Linked DNA regions of Homo sapiens: region 1 is linked to region 2. Evidence: read pairs that join two places in POLR2A ChIA-PET (ENCODE). Cell type or tissue: K562. All regions are shown on one strand. Links, peaks and the distances in the headings refer to the core of each region. The heading gives the core; the rest is flanking DNA.

Region 1 (10,524 bases), core at 1,991-6,990, 130 kb before region 2:
AGGCTTTTTTGTGTCTCTATCTCCTTCAGTTCTGCTCTGATCTTAGTTATTTCTTGCCTTCTGCTAGCTTTTGAATATGTTTGCTCTTGCTTCTCTAGTTCTTTTAATTGTGATGTTAGGGTGTCAATTTTAGATCTTTCCTGCTTTCTCTTGTGGGCATTTAGTGCTATAAATTTCCCTCTACACACTGCTTTAAATGTGTCCCAGAGAGTCTGGTATGTTGTGTCTTTGTTCTCATTAGTTTCAAAGAACATCTTTATGTCTACCTTCATTTCGTTATGTACCCAGTAGTCATTCAGGAGCAGGTTGCTCAGTTTTCATGTAGTTGAGCAGTTTTGAGTGAATTTATTAATCCTGAGTTCTAGTTTGATTGCACTGTGGTCTGAGAGACAGTTTGTTATAATTTCTGTTCTTTTACATTTGCTGAGGAGTGTTTTACTTCCGTCAATTTTGGAATAAGTGTGATGTGGTGCTGAGAAGAATGTATATTCTGTTGATTTGGGGTGGAGAGTTCTGTAGATGTCTGTTAGGTCTGCTTGGTGCAGAGCTAAGTTCAATTCCTGGATATCCTTGTTAACTTTCTGTCTCTTTGATCTGTCTAATGTTGACAGTGGGGTGTTAAAGTCTCCCATTATTATTGTGTGGGAGTCTAAGTCTCTTTGTAGGTCTCTAAGGACTTGCTTTATGAATCTGGGTGCTCCTGTATTGGGTGCATATATATTTAGGATAGTTAGCTCTTCTTGTTGAATTGAATTGATCCCTTTACCATTATGTAATGGCCTTCTTTGTCTCTTTTGATCTTTGTTGGTTTAAAGTCTGTTTTATCAGAGACTAGGATTGCAACCCCTGCCTTTTGTTGTTTTCCATTTGCTTGGTAGATCTTCCTCCATCCCTTTATTTTGAGCCTATGTGTGTCTCTGCACGTGAGATGGGTTTCCTGAATACAGCACACTGATGGGTCTTGACTTTTTATCCAATTTGCCATTCTGTGTCTTTTAATTGGAGCATTTAGCCCATTTACATTTAAGGTTAATATTGTTATGTGTGAATTTGATCCTGTCATTATGATGTTAGCTGGTTATTTTGCTCGTTAGTTGATGCAGTTTTTTCCTAGCCTCAATGGTCTTTACAATTTGGCATGTTTTTTCAGTGGCTGGTACCGGTTGTTCCTTTCCATGTTTAGTGCTTCTTTCAGGAGCTCTTGTAGGGCAGGCGTGGTGGTGACAAAATCTCTCAGCATTTGCTTGTCTGTAAAGGATTTTATTTCTCCTTCACTTATGAAGCTTAGTTTGGCTGGATATGAAATTCTGGGTTGAAAATTCTTTTCTTTAAGAATGTTGAATATTGGCCCCCACTCTCTTCTGGCTTGTAGAGTTTCTGCCGAGAGATCAGCTGTTAGTCCGATGGGCTTCCCTTTGTGGGTAACCTGACCTTTCTCTCTGGCTGCCCTTAACATTTTTTCCTTCATTTCAACTTTGGTGAATCTGACAATTATGTGTCTTGGAGTTGCTCTTCTCGAGGAGTATCTTTGTGGCATTCTCTGTATTTCCTGAATCTGAATGTTGGCCTGCCTTGCTAGATTGGGGAAGTTCTCCTGGATGATATCCTGCAGAGTGTTTTCCAACTTGGTTCCATTCTCCCTGTCACTTTCAGGTACACCAATCAGATATAGATTTGGTCCTTTCACATAGTCCCATATTTCTTGGAGGCTTTGTTCATTTCTTTTTATTCTTTTTTCTCTAAACTTCTCTTCTTGCTTCATTTCATTCATTTGATCTTCCATCACTGATACCCTTTCTTCCAGTTGATCGAATCAGCTACTGAGGCTTGTGCATTCATCACGTAGTTCTCGTGCCATGGTTTTCAGCTCCATCAGGTCCTTTAAGGACTTCTCTGCATTGGTTATTCTAGTTAGCCATTCGTCTAATTTTTTTAAAGGTTTTTAACTTCTTTGCCATGGGTTCGAAATTCCTCCTTTAGCTTGGAGTAGTTTGTTCGTCTGAAGCCTTTTTCTCTCAATTCGTCAAAGTCATTCTCCGTCTGGCTTTGTTCCGTTGCTGGTGAGGAGCTGCGTTCCTTTGGAGGAGGAGATGCACTCTGATGTTTAGAGTTTCCAGTTTTTCTGCTCTGTTTTTTCCCTGTCTTTGTGGTTTTATCTACCTTTGGTCTTTGATGATGGTGATGTACAGATGGGATTTTGGTGTGGATGTCTTTTTTGTTTGTTAGTTTTCCTTCTAACAGTCAGGACCCTCAGCTGCCGGTCTGTTGGAGTTTGCTGGAGGTCCACTCCAGACCCTGTTTGCCTGGGTATTAGCAGCGGAGGCTGCAGAACAGTGGATATTGGTGAACAGCAAATGTTGCTGCCTGATCGTTCCTCTGGAAGTTTTGTCTCAGAGGAGTACCCGGCTGTGTGAGGTGTCAGTCTGCCCCTCCTTGGGGGTGCCTCCCAGTTAGGCTACTCGGGGGTCAGGGACCCACTTTAGGAGGCAGTCTGTCCATTCTCAGATCTCAGGCTGCATGCTGGGAGAACCACTGCTGTCTTCCAAGCTGTCAGACAGGGACTTTTAAGTCTGCAGAAGTTTCTGCTGCCTTTTGTTCGGCTATGCCGTGCCCCCAGAGGTGGAGTCTACGGAGGCAGGCAGGGCTCCTTGAGCTGCGGTGGGCTCCACCCAGTTCAAGCTTCCCAGCCGCTTTGTTTACCTACTCAAGCCTCGGCAATGGCGGGTGCCCCTCCCCCAGCCTCGCTGCCGCCTTGCAGTTTGATCTCAGACTGCTGTGCTAGCAATGAGCGAGGATCTGTGGGAGTAGGACCCTCCGAGCCAAGCGCAGGATATTATCTCCTGGTGTGCCGTTTGCTAAGATCGTTGGAAAAGTGCAGTATTAGGGTGGGAGTGACCTGATTTTCCAGGTGCCATCTGTCACCGCTTTCTTTGACTAGGAAAGGGAATTCCCTGACCCCTTGTGCTTCCCGGGTGAGGTGACGCCTCGCCCTGCTTTGGCTCACTGGGTGCGCTGCACCCCCTGTCCTGCACCCACTGTCCGACACTCCCCAGTGAGATGAACCCGATACCTCAGTTAGAAATGCAGAAATCACCCGTCTTATGCGTTGCTCACACTGGGAGCTGTAGACTGGAGCTGTCCCTATTCGGCCATCTTGGCTCCACCCCCACCCTTTTTTTTTTTTTTTTTTTTTTTTTGGTAAAAACAGAGTCTGGCTAGGTTGGGCAGTCTGGTCTTGAACTCTTGGCCTCTAGCAATGTTCTCACCTTCGCCTCCCAAAGTGCTAGAATTACAGATGTGAGCCACCGCACCCAGCCTAAAAATTATGTTTGAAGTTAGCTTTATTAAGGTGTCACTTATCTTATGTAAAATTTACCTACTTTACATGTACAATGTGAATTTTAACAAACGTATGCAGTTATATAGCCACCCATACAGTGAAGATAGGAACTATTTCCATCACCCAAAAAAGTTTCTTTCTTTCCTTTTGCAGTGAAGTTCTCTCTCCTACCTCTCTGGCCCTGGTAAACCACCTGTCTGCCTTCTATCACTATAGTTTTGCCTTTTCTAGAACATAGGTAGTCTCTTCTGTGTATGGATGTCTTCTTTCACATTGTAGTGTACTTTGGAGACTCAAACCATGTTATTACATGTATCAGTAATTCATTCCATCTTCTTGCTGAGTGTACTCCATTGTTTATATGTTCCAGTTGAGGGACATTGTCCTTTTGCTTTTTAGAAAACTTTTTATTGGGCCAGGCACGGTGGCTCACGCCTGTAATCCCAGCACTTTGGGAGGCTGAGGCAGGTGGGTCACCTGAGGTCGGGAGTTCCAGACCAGTCTGACCAACATGGAGAAACCCGATCCCTACTAAAAATACAAAATTAGCTGGGCGTGGTGGTATGTGTCTATAATCCCAGCTACTCAGGAGGCTGAGGCAGGAGAATTACTTGAACCTGGGAGGCAGAGGTTGCAGTGAGCTGAGATTGTGCCATTGCACTCCAGCCTGGGCAACAAGGGCAAAACTTCGTTTCAAAAAGAAAGTTTTTATTTTGAAACAATTTTAGACTGACTTACAGAATAATTATAAAGATAGTAGAGAGAGTTTTCATATACCCTTTCCCCAGTTTCTCCTGATGTTTAACATCTCACATGGCCATGGTACAATTATCAACATTTAAGAAATTAATACTGGCTGGGCATGGTGGCTCACGCCTGTAATCTCAGCACTTTGGGGGGCCAAGGCTGGCAGATCACGAGGTCAGGAGTTCGAGACCAGCCTGGCCAACATAGTGAAACCCCGTCTCTACTAAAAATACAAAAAAATTAGCTGAGTTTGGTGGCACGTGCCTGTAGTCCCAGCTACTCGGGAGGCTGAGGCAGGAGAATCGCTTGAACCCGGGAGGCGAAGGTTGCAGTGAGCCGAGACCACGCCATTGCACTCCAGCCTGGGTGACAGAGTGAGACTTCATCTCAAAAAAGAAATTAATATTGGAGCCAGGTGGTGGTGCATGCCTGTAGTCCCAGCTACTTGGGAGACCAAGGTGGGAGGATGGCTTGAGCCGTGGAGTTTAAGACTAGCTTGAGCAATATATCAAGATCCCATCTCTAAAATAATAATAATAATAATAAGGCCAGGTACGGTGGCTCACGCCCATAATCCCAGCACTTTGGGAGGCTGAGGCGGGTGGATCACGAGGTCAGGAGATCGAGACCATCCTGGCTGGCATGGTGAAACCCCATCTCTACTAAAAATACAAAAAATTAGCTGGGGTGGTGGCAGACGCCTGTAGTCCCAGCTACTTAGGAGGCTGAGGCAGGAGAATGGTGTGAACCTGGGAGGCAGAGCTTGCAGTGAGCCGAGATCATGCCACTGCACTCCAGCCTGGGCGACAGAGCAAGACTCTGTCTCAAAAAAAGAAAAAATAATAAAAATATACTTTATTTTAAAAAGTAATATTGGTACAATACTATTATTTAAACTACAGACTTTATTCAGATTTTCATTGTCATTTCTCTAGTCTCCTACAATCTGACAATTCCTTAGTCTTTCTGTGTCTTTCATGACTTTGATGCCTTAATTTTTTTTTTTAATTTTTAAACACTTAAAAAATAGAGACAGGATCTTGCCCTGTCACTCTATTTGGAGTGGAGTGGTGCAATCATAGCTCATTGTAGCATTGAACTGCTGGGCTTAAGTGATCCTCCTGCCTTAGCCTCCTGAATAGCTATGACTATAGGAGTGTGCTGCCGTGCCTGGCTAATTTTTTTCTTATTTTTTGTGGAGATGGGATATTGCAGTGTTACCTAGGCTGGTCTCAGAATGCTGGGCTCAAGTGATCCTCCCACCTTGCCCTACCAAAGTGCTGGGATTACAGGTGTGAGCCACTGTGCCTGGCCTGATGCTTTCTAAGAGTACTTGTTTAGATATTTTGTGTCCCTAGATTTGTCTGATGATTAGGCTGCAGTTATGGATTTTTGGGAAGAATACCGCAGAGGTGATGTGCCCTTCTCATGGTGTCCTATCAGGAGCTACCTGATGTCAGTATGTCCTGTTACTGGCAAAGTTAACCTTAATCATTTGGTTAAGGTAGCCTCTGCCAGGTTTCTCCACCAAGTTACTATTTTTCCTTTTCTGTACTCTGTTAAGGCAAATTATTGCTTTTTAAATTTTGATGTACCTCAATATGCATGGGAGATACATAGCTTTGCAGCTCCCTCAATCTTAATTGTAATAATAATAGTAATAACAATAACTAGCACTTGCTCCGCCTGCATAGTTCTAAACACATGTGCCCATTTAATCCTCATGACACCCTGTGAAGCAGGCACTTTATGCTCATTTTATAGCCGAGAAGACTGAGGTACAGAGTACCTTGCCCAAGGCCTAATAACTAGTAAGTGATGGAGCCAGATCTTTTTTTTTTTTTTTTTTTTTTTTTGAGACGGAGTCTTGTTCTCTCTTGCCCAGGCTAGAGTACAGTGACATGATCTCGGCTCACTGCAGCCTCCACATCCCGGGTTCAAGCAATTCTCCTGTCTCAGCCCCCCGAGTAGCTGGGACTACAGGCATGCACCACCACGCCTGGCTTATTTTTGTATTTTCAGTAGAGACAGGGTTTGACCATGTTGGCCAGGCTGGTCTCAAACACCTGACCTCAGGTGATCCACCTACCTCTGCCTCCCAGAGTGCTGGGATTACAGGCATGAGCCACTGCACCCAGCCTGGAGCCAGCTCTTCACTTCGCCTGAGTTGAAGGGCTGACTTTAACATGGGCCATATGGTTGTCGTCAGAGCTTAGGATGGGGACGCTCTCATTCTTTGCCAGAGAAAACAAATGCTTCCTATATTTAATGCTTCTCTCTTGTTTTTTCTTTAAGACATTTTTTTGGTTTGTTTTTCCTTCCAGGAATATATCTTGTGTGACTAAAGATTTTAGTAAGCTATATGTGGCAATCATACCATATTAAAATCTTGGGGAGAAATCCAAGAAACTTTTGGAAACATTAAGGATCTATTTTTGGTCTTCTTTTCAGAAATAAGACTGAAGGTAGGGCAGAATATTCAGCATAGAAAAGTGCTGTGGTAGAAGAAATACTCAGTGAGTGACACTGCGCCTTTTTCTCCTGGGATGTTATCAGCCACTTCTACCAGGGGTGTCTCTGTTTGTCTGTATGTGTCTAACCCTGCCATGTTCGCCTTTCTTGACCACACTAATGACTTTTCTATGACACAGTCAAATGTATCTCTGAATAGCCTGACTTGGGGTAATAACTGTGGTTTACGTGATGACTTGGTCTCTGTGAGCCCCCTATTCTAGTAGCAGTGGAGCCACTGAAGGTCAGGCAGTGTGGGTGGACATTTGTCCATCTTCCTGTGACTCACTCAGCCGCCTGCCTTTCTGAGGGGAAAGAGCTGCAGGTGCAAAGCTCTAATACATCCCTTCCCTTCTCTGTCTAATTCTATTATGTATATTGCATATCCCCCAAATCCTTGAAATTACTCAGCTACGTGTCTTATTATATCTAGTCTGCCAAGCTGTCTAGGTATCAGTACAGTTTTTTTCTATGTCTATATTTATTTTCCGAAAATGAAATCCTACTGTATTTCTTTGTAGCTTCTTTTCTCATTTGACAATATAGCTGAAGAAGTTTCCATGTCATATGGCATTTATCTACAATGTTGTTTGGGTACCTGCCTATTATCAATAGCTTGGCTATATTATGATTGGTGGGGAATGTGGCTTGTTTCCCTCTATCCCTCTTCAGCATCCAGGACAGGATGTTCTTGCAGTCACCGAATGTTAGGAAGCTCAGAGTGCTCTCAGGCATCATCTGATTAATCTTTTCTTTTGCACATAGCATAGTTGAGGATAAGTCAGTGCAATTTTTAAAAATAAAGCTTTTTTTTTTTTTAATGTCTATTGTATGTCTGGCTGGAAGTGCCAGGGTCCACAGCTTAAACAAGACACTGCTTATCTTCCAAAGCCTTCCCAGAGAGGCATATACACACAAACTGTAGGATTTATTTCCTTAGGAAGGCAACTGTTTAGAATAAGTCTGATGCTAGCCTACAATATATAGAACACTTTACAAATGTAGAAAATTACTTGGGGAATTGATAATAGAGGTCAGGTTTACAGGTGTCTGGATCTGGCCTCAGAAGTCAGAGGGCTAAGGATTAGTCTTTTTCTCAGATATGGTTTTCTACATATTGATTATAGACAAAATATAAAGTAGAAGAAAATGTAAGGAAGAAAGTGAAAGTGGCCCATTTCTACTGCCAGAAATAGCCACTGTTTTATTTTGGTATAATTTTTCCTTTCCTCCCTCCGTTCTCCTTCCTCTTCCATACTGCAAATATGTTCATAATCCTGCATTTTTCATGTAACACTGTATCAAGGATTTTTAAATGTTACTTACAGAAAAGGACTTTGCTACTTTGATAAGGAAAAATATCTAGTTTTAATTTGTATTCCCTTAATATTTTAGGGAGGATTAACGTTCGTTTATGTTGACTGTCTATTCATGTTTATCCATAATTCTACCTTTCTATAAAATTGGACATGTTACTAAAGCAAGCCTCTGATTTCAGATGTCCTAAACGATGCTATATTTGATGAAGATCATGATGAGATGGTGATTGTGAAGGACATAGACATGTTTTCCATGTGTGAGCATCACTTGGTTCCATTTGTTGGAAAGGTAAGGTTCTCTTTGTTGTTTCCCAGCAATTTAAAACATAGTGAAAGTTTTTCAATTAGAATAATTATATTTAAAATTTTTAGCTGCCAATTGCTGATATCTCAGGTATTTACAATTATACATATATGGTTATTCTTTATTAACCTGACTAATAACTTGAAACTTAAAAAACAAAACCAAAGTAGCAGAAGGCTCTCAGGATAAGCCTTTCATGTTAAATACCAGGTTCATAGGTTAAAATAATGAGGTTTAAGTAGCATCTCTCTCTCTCTTTTTTTTTTTTTGTAGCTACTACAGGCTCTGAAAACCTTTAACCTTTATTTATTTATTATTAGCATCCCAATCTAGAGATGCCCTTTATTTTAACTTGAATAATGTTTGATCCAAGATAGATATGTATGTATGGCATGTCATGAGCAACAATAATTGCAGAATTTCTTGTGACAGAGGTTATGGTATTTGTGGATTTGTTTCCATTCCTTTCTATATTAGGAAAAGTGAATCTAATGCATTAGATTCCTCAGCACCTCTGTGAATTTCTTTTGTCAGAAATGTTTAGTCCTAGTCTTATGAAACTTTAGATCTAATCTAGTTTACAGGAAATCCAGAGGCTGAATGGAACAAATCCAGAAGGTGGGGCACTCTGCTGAACAGCTGGCCTATTCTCTTTTCAATAGAGAATATTATGGGTGGGAGCACTATTTTAGGACAAAAGGGACTTAAGAGGTATAACCAAATGCAGTGTAAATACAAATGTGTGACTCTCCATTGGATTCCTGTTTAAACAAACCAAAAGTAAAACATTTGAGACAATTGGAGGAATTTAAATCTGAGTTAGTTATTAGATGTTGTCTAGGAATGACTACTTAACATACCTTTGAGAACATGTGGTATAGAACAAAGAGTTGTCCCATTTCCCTACCCCCATCATAATTTTATTTAATTTTGACTCTTTATTAATAATCTTTAAACAGAAGACTTACAAGAAGCAGTGTTATGAATACTTATATACCCATCAACTAAAGTTAAAGTGTTAACATTTGCTTCATTTTTGTCTTTGTTAAAGTATTGTATCTTTTCACTTTTTTATGGAAATAATATATAGATAGAAAATGCATAAAACTTAAGGGTGTTCCTTACCACTTCAGAGATCAAGAACTAGAATAGGCTGGCACGGTGGTTCATGCCTGTAATCCCAGCACTTTGGAAGGCTGAGGTAGGTGGATTGCTTGAACCCAGGAGTTCAAGACCAGCCTGGGCAACATGGTGAGACCCCATCTCTACCAAGATAAAAATAAAAATTACCTGGGCATGGTGGTGCATGCCTGTACTGCCAGCTACTCGGGAGGCTGAGATGGGAGGATGGCTTGAGTCCAAGAGGCAGGGGTTGCAGTGAGCCGAGATTGCGCCACTATATCCTAGCCTGGGCAACAGAGCCAGACTGCCAGACCCTGTCAAACAAACAAACAAACAAACAACAACGAAACCCCCACAACTACAATATGTGTAGCATCCTGGAAGCTCACCTCATTTCTTTTCTCTTCTTAATCCCTAATCCATCCTTTGTATCAGTTTATCAACTTATAACCCTATGGATTCGTTTTCTTGTTTTTCAACTATATGTAAGTGGAAAGATTCTACGATATGTACTCTTTGTGTCTGGCCTCTCTTGTTCTACATAGTCGGATTCATTGATGTCATTGCCTGTCATTGTAGTTTATTTTCATTGTTATATCTTATTCCATTGTACAAATATACCACAATTTATCTATTCTGCTCTTGGTGGACCTTTGTATTGTTGCCTCTTTTTTTTTTTTTTTTTTTTTTGCTATTACAAACAATACTGCTGTCAATACTTTTTTGGAGTACATGTGCATGCTTTTTTTTTTTTTTTTTTTTTTTTTTGAGACGGAGTCTCGCTCTGTCGCCCAGGCTAGATTGCAGTGGTGTGATCTCGGCTCACTGCAAGCTCCACCTCCCGGGTTCACGCCATTCTCTCACCTCAGCCTCCTGAGTAGCTGGGACTACAGGCGCCTGCCACCATGCTGGCTAATTTTGTTGTTGTATTTTTAGTAGAGAAGGGGTTTCACGGTGTTAGCCAGGATGGTCTTGATCTCCTGACCTCGTGATCCGCCCGCCTTGGCCTCCCAAAGTGCTGGGATTACAGGCGTGAGCCACCGCACCTGGCCCTAAAATATTTTCTTACTTATCCACAGCAGCACTATCACAAAATTAACAATAATTCTTAAATAGTGTCTAATAACGAATTCATATTTAAATTTCTCCAATTGTCTCAAATGTTTACTCTTGGTTTGTTT
Region 2 (10,524 bases), core at 3,233-8,232:
ATCAGAGAAGAGTTAGCACAACTCCTGGCCCAGGGGCACTCATCCCTGTGGGTCATATCTTGGCATTTGGAAATTAAAAACAAAAATAAAGCACATTTATTCAATACTGGCCTTCCTTTAAGTGAATTCGAGCAGGCAGCTAGAAAGTCAGCATCAAGAAAATAATGACCAGTTTCAATGACAGCCATGCTGAAACATGTCCCAGCCACTCATGGAGCTTTGCCACTCCCACTCCATCACTCAGACCTCTGTGACCCTCAGAACTGCTGTATCTGCAACCTTTCTTACAAAGGTTTCTGACAGGTTCCTTTTTCTTAAAGAGGATCTCACCTCTCCATAATTTTTCCATTCTCATTCTGGAGAAGCAGAGGTTCAAAGGTCTACATTTCAAAAAGAACTGAAAACCCCAAACCCGCTATTTCAGAGTAGACCACATATTTCCTTTACTACAGAGAGAAAAAGTTTTTCTAAGTTTCATCTAACGAAAGTCTCCTTAGAAAAGGCAAACAACATATTTTCACAGTCAATGGCCCCTCCACTCTTAATTGCTATATTTCCATCAAGGTTCCTGGGGCCAGTTGTTTCTTTTTCTACTTTTATCATGTCTATACACAAATAATACATCAGTTTCAATGACTTCTACATTTGTGTGCTAACATAATGCCAAACATCATAAGCATACTCAGTTGGTGTTGATTCGTAACAGTGAGGCTGAAGCTCGCAGCAAGAGAAACAGAGTGCCAATCTCTACCCCTCTTCACACAGGCAAGTACAACAAGAAAGTCATAGAGCTCCTTGCTTCCTAGGAGCCCAAATCTATGGCTTTTTCTACCCAGCTATCTGGAATGAAGTCCCTCAGATGAACTTGGCTTCAGGTAAGTGTAATATTATGCTGAAACTGCAGGCGAGGAGAGGAAGTCGGGGCTGTTAGTGAGGCTGGGTCAGCCAAGAGCATGGTGCACTGTGGGGCCCACTGAGGGGGTTGCACACCTCCACTGGGATGTTCTACAGTTCCCACACTCACCAGGCCCCATGCTGCCCCCCCCATTCTATTTCTCCTCCTCTATGTCCTTTGCCTTAGATGACACCATGGCTTATCCATATGTCCCAGGCAGACACCTGGGCATCATCCTAAATTTCTCCTGCTCCATCACTGTCTATTCAATTGGTTACCAAGCCCTCTCAGCTCTATCTCATGAAGAACCCCGAATACTCCTTTGTCTCTATTCTCACTGCTGCTTGCATCGGTCCCACTTCCTTTTCCCCCTCAATTACTGAAACGTCCTCCACCTCTCTGCTGGCCTTCAAATCTGGAATCCTCTGTCCCTTCCGCACTTTGATGTATATTCCACTCTGCTTTGAAGGTCATATTTCTAATATGTAGACCTAAGCAGGTCATTCTGCTGCAGAAGTTCCTTCAATAGCTTTGGGATAAAAGAGAATGTCCTTTGCAAGGCCCAGGGTCTGGTTTCTCCCTCTCCAGACCTCTTTTTCCCATGTGCCCTTAACACTCAAGCCATGGGATCCACTTGGTCAAGCACCCTTGTCATTGTGATTTCGTGAATGCTGTTCCCTCTACATAGAATGCCCTTCCTTCACTTACTATTTGGCTGACCTGTAGTCATGCTCTGAGACTCAGCTCTAGGCCTCTCCTCCTCTAGGAACTTTCCTTGACTTATCTCCACTTTGAATGAGGGTCATTCATGGTGCCTGCCCTGACCCAGGGCAAGTCTTTAAGACAGCATATTTTCATAGCAGGGCACTTGCATTAAGTGCCTGTTTTTTGCTCATCTGATAGTGATTCGCTTCAGGCAGGAACAGTAGCTCTCAGCCCTGTCTGCCCAGAAACTAGTTAGTCCAAAGTTTCTCTCAGCAGGTGCTCAAAAAAGTCAACTGACTTGAATGAGGACAAAAGTAACCTGTGAATGAGTCTTTTCCCCTGCTCTTTCCTCCCATATAATGCAGCCACATCATTCATCATAGCTGTGGCATTTTGTTAAGTCTTAGCGTGTTGGGTTTATGTACCATCTTTGAGAACATGGTGCTAATGTAAGTGGGAAATGTGCATCTTCTGCCAAATGACTTCTATACTTTCTCTCCAGGAAATTAAGAGAACGTCTTTTCTCTCTCTCTTTTTCTTGGCCACCTGAAAGTCTTGTATGAGACAAGAGGCAACAGAGCACATTCCACTCATGAGTTGCCCAGGGAAAGAATGGTATTACTGTTGAGTACCAACTCACAATTGAGAATCTTTCCTCTGAGATAAGTCACAGTGAAGTTTTTGAAATGAACAAACACAACTGGATGTAGAAACCAAACCAGCCTCCTTAGTCCAAACATGTATAACCAGTAGCCTCCACAGGGAAGGGTAAAGGGAAGAAAGTTCCTATTTCAGTTGTTTCCCACTTCTCTTGGGTTAGTTTCAAGCTAAATTGTGGATCTCATTTTTTCTTTAGCTTGAGATATTAGCGTGAGATCTTTACCTCAAGAGACATTTAATCTGTACTTTGAAGTCTACTTAAACCATAAGGATGGACATTTACTAAAGAAGGAAAACCAAAGCACTGTGGGCAGATGTCATTAATCCTTTGAGAGTAGGAGCTGGTCTGCTTGGGAGAGAACTTAGTGACAGTCCCTGGCAGGGAACGCTAACACCAAGACAAGAAGGGGGCTTGATCCATGCATGGGAAAAACGCAAAGAGCAAGAATGCTGGACCATGAGATTTATTCCATACCCTTGACCCAAGAGGCACACTCCTAACGGAGGATGTGTAGCCAGACCTGGCCAGTCTAGCTAGATGAAAGGAAGGAATGGATGATTACCACAGTGTTTCAGAGAGATATTCACAGCTGTTGGCCATAAAGAGGAATTCACACTAAATAAAGTTCAACTATAGTAACTTTTCATTCTTTTCCCAAGGTGCACGATGAGAGCAAGACACATTCCATATGGATTTGAGAACTCTTCCAAATTCTACTAAGCTTTCTTATTGTTCTTCTAAACTGGACGTTTAACGATTAGAATAATAGCATTAGATGATGGCACCCCAAAGTGGACCAGCAAGTACTTTAAAACAGCTGACACTCCTGCCAAAGGGCCTGGGTCATAGAAAAGAAAGATTGTAGAGCCAAGAGGAAGAGTCAGCTCTTTTTCAAAGCACCTCACTTGGTTTTATATCTCATTTATTTATTTTTATTTTTTATGTTTTTATTTGAGATGGAGTCTCACTCACTCTGTTGCCCAGGCTGGAGTGCAGTGGCGCGATCTTGGCTCACTGCAACCTCTATCTCCTGGGTTCAAGTGATTCTCCAGTTTCAGCCTCCAGAGTAGCTGAGATTACAGCTGCGTGCCACCACACCTGACTAATTTTTGTATTTTTAGTGGAGAAAGGGTTCTGCCATGTTGGCCAGGCTGGTCTCGAATTCCTGACCTCAAGCAATCTGCCTGCCTCAGCCTTCCAAAGTGTTGGGATTACAGGCGTGAGCCACCGCACCCAGCCATATCTCATTTCTTTAAAAGTGTGAATTATTTTGAAAATTTAAACCAGCACCTGCTCTTAGACACGGAGATCAAATGACAAACCCTTGGGTTAGGAGCAGGGCTGCTCCTTGGGTGCACTCATAGGAAGTCGTTTTGAATAACATCTGGTGGCGGAAGAGTCCTCAGCAATGGCATCTTGCAGCAAGGCTGGGGAGGGACATTTCTATTGAACAAATACTGGCCCGTGACACTTCGGAATGCTAGTGTTTTTGGGTGTGGACATTTTTTCTGTCTGACCTGTCAGCTAAACTGCAAATATACTTTTCCCACAAATAGAATCCTTCATCATCTATAATGTTTCTTCCTTCAAACTTTTTTTTTTTTTTTTGCCATTTAACTTGCTATTGACTTTATACTTGGAATCCCAATCCAAGGAAGTTCTTGGAAGAAGGGAAGTTCAATAGGTCAGAGAAGGTGGAAATACAGCAGGCCATCAAATAACCTGTTTTCTGGCTGCACCCCTTGGGCCTATAAAGAAAATCCTGGATATGAGATCTTGTCTGTGCCATTTTTTTCTGACTGAATAGGCTCTGAGGAGACAGTTCTCACCAATTCTAATGAAAGGAATCACAGAGGCTTAGATATGGTATATTCCTTAACCTTTGCAATATTTTGGCTTTTGTCCCAAAATGGGGATAGGGCATTTATTCAACTTTTCTCTCATTTCTCTTAAAAAACCTGTTATCTTTATTTCTCACCTCAAAATGGCAGCACTCAATGAGCATACCTTGACCTACTTTGGGAGAATGTTGAAAGTGTGCATAAGGGCCTCAAAAAAAAAAAAAAAAAAAGAAAAGGAAAGAAAGAAAACAAAGTAAAAGGAAGAAGAATAAGTGTCCAAAAACCAGACAGTGGAATCAGCATTCTTCTTTGGACAAGATCTTTCTCCTGGTGAATGGCCCTTCTATAGGATCCTCCTTACCCTTCAAACACAAAGGCCAATGCTTCCTCCCCACAGTTACCAACTAGAACCGCAACACAGGCTTTCTTGGAAACAGACACTGAACTTCACCTGGAAAGAAGCTAGTTAAAAGCAACGGCTGTCTCAGCCTCCCTTGGTCTTTCAGCTATTTTGATGCCGATTGACAGATGCCAAGCCAGTCTACCTACAGCAGGGTTGAGCCTCACCTGCTACGCATCACCTGGGGCTCAGCTGCTTAAACACATAACCATGTAGCATAAAGTCAGAAGTGGGTTTTGCTAGTGCTCCAAAATTGTGATACAGTCCCCTGAAAACTCTGAAGTAGAAAGAGGACATACATCCCCTTCGTACCCAAGTGACACATGGCTTTTGCTGCCTGTTATATACCTTTAAAGACCCATTTGTATCAGCATTAAGACACATCCCCTCACTCTGGGCACTCAGCCCTGGAACCATCAATGAAATGGGGGTGGGATGGAGAGGACACAGGCCTAAGCAGGAGGAAGATTCAAGGAATGTGCCAGGGGAGCAGCTTCTTGTCAGCCTCATTCCCAGAGTTGACAAGCTCCATTTTTTCAGTCCGGTGCTCCCTTATAACCAGTGGTTGGGCAGTCATGGGCATGCTTTCTGTGCCAGGCTTCCGTGAAGGGAGGGGAATCAGTACAGAGCTTCCTATGTCAACACTGATCATTCACAAGGGGAAGATCGGAAACAGCAAACCTCAGGACTATTAATGCCAGCAAACAGGATGTTCTCAGAGCCTCCCTTCAGCATGCTAGTCCCCAAAGCATGAGTGGTTACTGTTTCACCATCTAAAATTGTTACTAGTGTGTCTCTGAATGTGCATCTTTGCCTAAGGGCTTCCCAGCCCTTGTACAAGTGGAGTCTAAAAATATAGCATGCACGTATCCTCTTTGTACCTATCATAAGTAATTTGGAAATCTATCTCCTGATGAATATCTTTTAGAAGAGGGTAGATTCACAAGGCAATGGAGGAATTTATTTATGCTACACAAAAGGCCTTTATCACCTGTATGCAAATCTGTTATCAGGATTAAAACACTGTTAGAGATTCTCAGTGGTATTTTCATGTCCCTTAAATAGATGCAGAGGAAAGGGTTTAAAGGTTTCTTTGGATATCAAAGAGAAGAGGAGAGAGAAAGGAAGCACTACTGCAATTCTGCATTAACATAGACTTATAAAGGAAAAAAAAAAATCCCGTGGTTTGTTTTTCTGAATTACTGACAGGTCCCTGGCCACAGCAATGAGGTACAAGGTTGGAGCAGCTCAGTAGCTTTACAAACAGAAGATCCTATCACCATTAGCTGTGACTCATTTAATGGTCTACAAGTCACTGCAATGCAAAAAAAAAAAAAAAAAAAGAGAGAGAGAGAGAGTGGGTTGACCTCTCTTACTCTGGTTCCTATTTCCCAGATTTTGGCAAGAAGCACTGGAAGGGGAATCTGAGCCCTTTCTGCCATGGTCAACCTGGAGTTCTGGAAGGGACAGATCAAATGCGTAAGCCTGGGGAAGGGGTGGGCTCCTTCTCTCTTGCTGACTACCTCTCTTTTTTTACCCTCTGGTCTCCAATAAAGGGAGGGGCTCTTTCCCCAGTGGTTTCTCATTTAGTCACTCACCTTTCATCCCACTACCTTCTTCTTGGAATGTGTTACGAGCAGTGGTCTGATCTTCTAAGTGTTCACTCCCACCACTTCCTGAAGAGGCTACACTGCTTTGTGGAGACAGGGGGGCATGATCGGATGGGAGGCACTGGGGTCCTCTAGCTCGTAAGTCCTCATGAGACATCCATCCATGTCCTAGAGGCTGGTTTGGCACATTCATGGGTGGGGTAAGGGACACAGATCGTTTCAAAGGGCTGTGGTGTGCCTGGCCTGAGAGAACTGGAAAAAAAAATAAAATGAAATAGGTTATTCCCCCCCCTTTATCCTGGGACACCGAAGAACCCACAATACCTCTTAACCCTGAGAGATACCACTAACTGTCTTACAACTCCATCCATGGTCACAGCAGGTTGAATACAGGCCTGGCATGGTCGTTTTCTTCAGGTGGTTTAAAAGGATGCAGTCTGTCCCTCTCAGTGGGTTAGGTTTCTCCAAGGAGGCCAAACCTATAGTGCCCACACATTGGTCCTTAGCCTTTGTGGGTCTGGATCTGGTTTTGGTTCTAACTCTAGAAATCAGGATTCATAGGACGGGGTCCGTAAATCAGGCAAGGCTTGACAGCCATATCTGCCAAAAGCAAAAAGAACATGTACTGGACAAGTTTGTTGCTGTTGTTTTTTAAACAGAAATTCTGACATTACCCATGTTGTTCAGGAGGACATCTTGAAGGGCAGCCGGGCTGGCCATTGTTTGGGATCTTTGCAGGGCTGAACCAGAAGAAGGTGGACTAATCTTTCCAACCAGGATTCAGGGAACTATGGCCTCTGCAGGGTGGTATGGCTCAGCAAGGGCCCCAGTACTAACATGACCTCAGGGTATGGGGCACTGCAGCTACCTGTCGGTGAAAGGGCTGCTTCTTCTAGGGCCGATTCTTTCCCTTAGCCTCACAGGTTAATGCCAAACTTTGTATTGCAAACACTTCCAGGTAACAAGGCTTTCATTCAGGAAGCTGGGAATGAATGGTTTTTACCAGCATGTTCAGCCCTTCTACACAGTGGGCAACATCTGCGCAGCCCCCATCTTTAATTTCTTTTCCAGAAAACTAGGAAAAAGCAACATAACTCATATAACTAGCCAAATTAAATTGAAGTCATTCGAGGGAGGGATTTAACAAAAACCAACACTGAAGGAGCCGATGTTACCCTTGGTTGGTTTTTCTGGTGTGTAAAGTGACAACTTTACAAAATAAGTCTATTCATAACATTCTCTCAGCACCAGTTCCTGACAGGTCCAGTTTATTTTGACTGCTGCTGTACTAACACGGAATTGAGCCACATGCATTTTTAAACATTTTTCAGGGAAGCCATTAAATTCCATCTCAGGCTGTATCCCCATCCATGAGGCATTTGCTCTCCCAAATTTAGATGAGCACTTCTTTGTGGGTGTTAATCTGTGTTTTTCAGTAAGCAGACCAGGCATCTCAATGGTGAGAGGTCCTGCTTTTGGTTAAACCATATTTCTGGTAGAGCAGTCCCAACATAAAGGCCTGGGCAGATTACTGTGTTCCCTACTTCAAAAGATAAAGAGCAGAGTCAAAAGGCTGGATGTTTCCAGAAAGTGTGTCTGGGGCAGTAGTGGGCTGGGTAAGCTGCTGCCAGGCAGCTGGCAGTCACCAAGCCTGAGAGCCACGGAGCTCAGGCCTCTGTGGTCAGTGTTTCCATTTGGCCTTGTGTGGCCAGAAGGGCAGCCTTGTATGTGAAGTGGGGACAATCGGAAGGGCTAGAAACTTCTTTATGAATGAAAAGGGAGGACAAAAGAGAGCTACCGAGTTTAGTATTAGTAACCTGAGAAATTTCCAATTTGGGTAGATTCTATCAAAGGCAAGGAAATGTCATCTAAATTAAAAATATGCAAAGGGAACATTGTTTAAAAAATATCGACACTAACAGGCTTAAATGGCTTGCATTGCTACTAAATAGACTCGGGAAGAAACTATTTAAAAAGGCTCCCTGGAAAATGCATTGCTACCTGGTTGGACCAGAATTAGCAAGAGGAAAAGTGGGGGGAAAGCAGAGAAAGAAAAAAAAAAAAACGAAGCGGCAGCAAAAATGAAAAGAGAAGCCAATAGGAAGAAAAGCCAGACATCCAGAAAATCCATTTCATGCCTGTCTAAGTATTTATATAAAATTGGGCAGACTGTTTACGGCTGCCCTGAGTGCTGGGACATTCCAGCTTAGACATCTTTGCTTTCTGGTACTTCTGCAACCGTTTCAGACTATCTGGTGGATGCTTTGACTGGTGCCTGCCAGGTGTACCCCAAGTGGAAGTGGGGGTTCCTCTGTATAGCCAGGATTAGAGTCAGTCTGAAATCACAGAAACAGGGCTTGTCAAAGAGGGACACACAGCTCAGAGACAGTGGGACTCTTAGTACCTGGGCTGGTTAGAGGCCATAACTGAATAGGTAACTAATCGCTAACCACGGGAGGTTACTGCTAGGATAGTCCTCATCTTCACATGGATGCTGAGAACAATACAATACGTACACTGTACTTGAATTCCATTATTTCATGGAGCCAATATGCTTCTTTCCATCTGATTTTTTAATCCATGCTATCTCCTCCACTGAGAGGCATCCTTGGGGAAGCTGTCAGTTATCCAAGGACTTCACTGGCTATTGAGATTGGAGCTAAATGTTTACCTAACTTAATGGACTTACAGGGATTTGTACATAGAAACCCACACCCATTTCTTCATACTTTTCTGAGCTTAACTGAAGTCATAAGGGATATGACATGAACTTGGCCTCTGCCTCTAAGGAAACATCAATTATACCTGAGGTGCCAGGGTCTTTTCCTGATGACTTTCTATAAAGGGCTCATACACTCTATATCATAATGAACACTTCTTGGTTCCCACTGCTGCCACCAAATTCAGGAATATCTCCGTAGGAGCCAACGTGCTGTGGCAACCAAGCACAGTGCCTCACACCAAGCTTCTGATTTGCAGACAGGGCCGTGGGTTTAGAGCCAGGCTGAATGCCACACCTCAATCAAAAGTCGTGCTAGGTAAATGCCTCTGTTCTCCAAAGGAACCAAGGCCTGGAGGCAGTACAGGCTTGTATTCTTGTGGGAAGGAGATTAAAACAGGTGACAGGTGCCTTGGCGACAGTGCCAATTTGGGGTGAAGACAGATCTTCAGGTTTAGGCAATGGTGACCACAAAGCTGATTTTGGTGTTACCTCTTGTGCTGGAGCACTTTGTTTGGCATAAAGTGACAGAGGAAATACTGTCATGGGCAGAAAGAGGCTACAAGAAAATAGGCCATGCAGTTGTGGAATTGACGAGGGGGCCAGTGGCAGAGTAGCAGTGGTTGTTTCATCCCCAGCCCCTCCCCTTTTTAAACTAAGAGATCTCATTTGAAGTGATGACAAACAGAGGGTCATATGGACATTCGGGCAGAAGTTTTTTTTTTTTCCTATGAGTAGGCAGGAAGAGTAGTAAATACAGACTTCTGAGAAGCTTAGCAGTGTGGTGCTAGCTGCCCCAGCATGTCTCTAGCCAGAGGCTTCTAGATGTTCTTGCTTGTAGACTGATGTGCAGCAGACAATGGCTAACGGTTCATTCAGACCTCAGCTACCCAGAAGTCCTATTCAAATGCTGCCAAATTAAGTATACCTTTAAAAAAAAATCTCAACCTAGATTAGAAATTGGCAAGTCCAGCAGAACTGAGGTCCTCAATTTATACTGCATTTGTGACTTTCATAATAGTGTGGGTAGAGGGACAGCATATTTCAGGATGGATTCATTATATTGAAAAGCATACTGAAAATTACTCAGGGGAACAAAATTGTGCCTTTTTCCTCTTAAAACATGGAAACCAACATTTAATAATTGTATACAGTATGAATCCAAAATTGCTTGTATTTTTAAAAACCTCTATAAAAATTTTAGATCCGTATATACACATATATATGCCAGTATGCACGCATGCATATATCATTAGGACACTAATTTTTGGAACTTTTTAAATTCAAATGAATCCGAAGTAAATAATAAGTATTAGGTAAGTCTAGTTGAAATATGGAAACAGCAGTTAAAAGTAATCTTGCTACAGCAGTCGGGCAGTGTGATGGGAGTTCAGAGGTTCTTATAATCTTGTTTTAAACTTGGTCATACTATCAGGACCAGTCAACTCTTCTGACCTCATCTAACCTAATGATTTTTTCATCTCCTAGCATCTTTAATGAGAACTCTTTCAGCACCTTTTACGGGGAAAATATGACACCTGGCTCTGCATTCTGTTCATTTAAGTATTTTCTTTAAACCCTGGGATTCAGATTTCTTTCCCATTTCCTTTGACCAACTTTGACTCCATCTCGATTTTATTTATTGAAATAAGAGTCAGGAAAAGATGTTTCAGAATATTTAGTACTCTTTAAG

What was found. Peaks named below come from ENCODE experiments on the same cell type or tissue, not always from the same donor. Only the 100,000 strongest peaks of a DNase experiment are listed, where the experiment ranks them.
Region 1: POLR2A ChIA-PET joins it to region 2 with 6 read pairs; 1 of 35 experiments calls an interaction of 5 or more read pairs at or near these places.

What each region holds. Positions count from the first base shown.
Region 1 is chr14:54,863,009-54,873,532 of GRCh38, reverse strand. GCH1 (GTP cyclohydrolase 1) reads left to right here. Exons shown (of 6, transcript NM_000161.3): 2 at 8,097-8,206. Among named protein-coding and RNA genes, the nearest start is that of MIR4308, 9.9 kb to the left of the region's middle. RefSeq lists an enhancer at 2,222-2,827. In K562, for the core only: a CTCF peak has its summit at 6,655; a DNase peak (open chromatin) is centred at 6,742; H3K4me3 peaks cover 1,073 bases.
Region 2 is chr14:54,732,864-54,743,387 of GRCh38, reverse strand. SAMD4A (sterile alpha motif domain containing 4A) reads right to left here. Exons shown (of 13, transcript NM_015589.6): 4 at 6,101-6,364. Among named protein-coding and RNA genes, the nearest start is that of SAMD4A-AS1, 50 kb to the right of the region's middle. In K562, for the core only: no CTCF peak of the experiment used is centred there; a DNase peak (open chromatin) is centred at 5,787.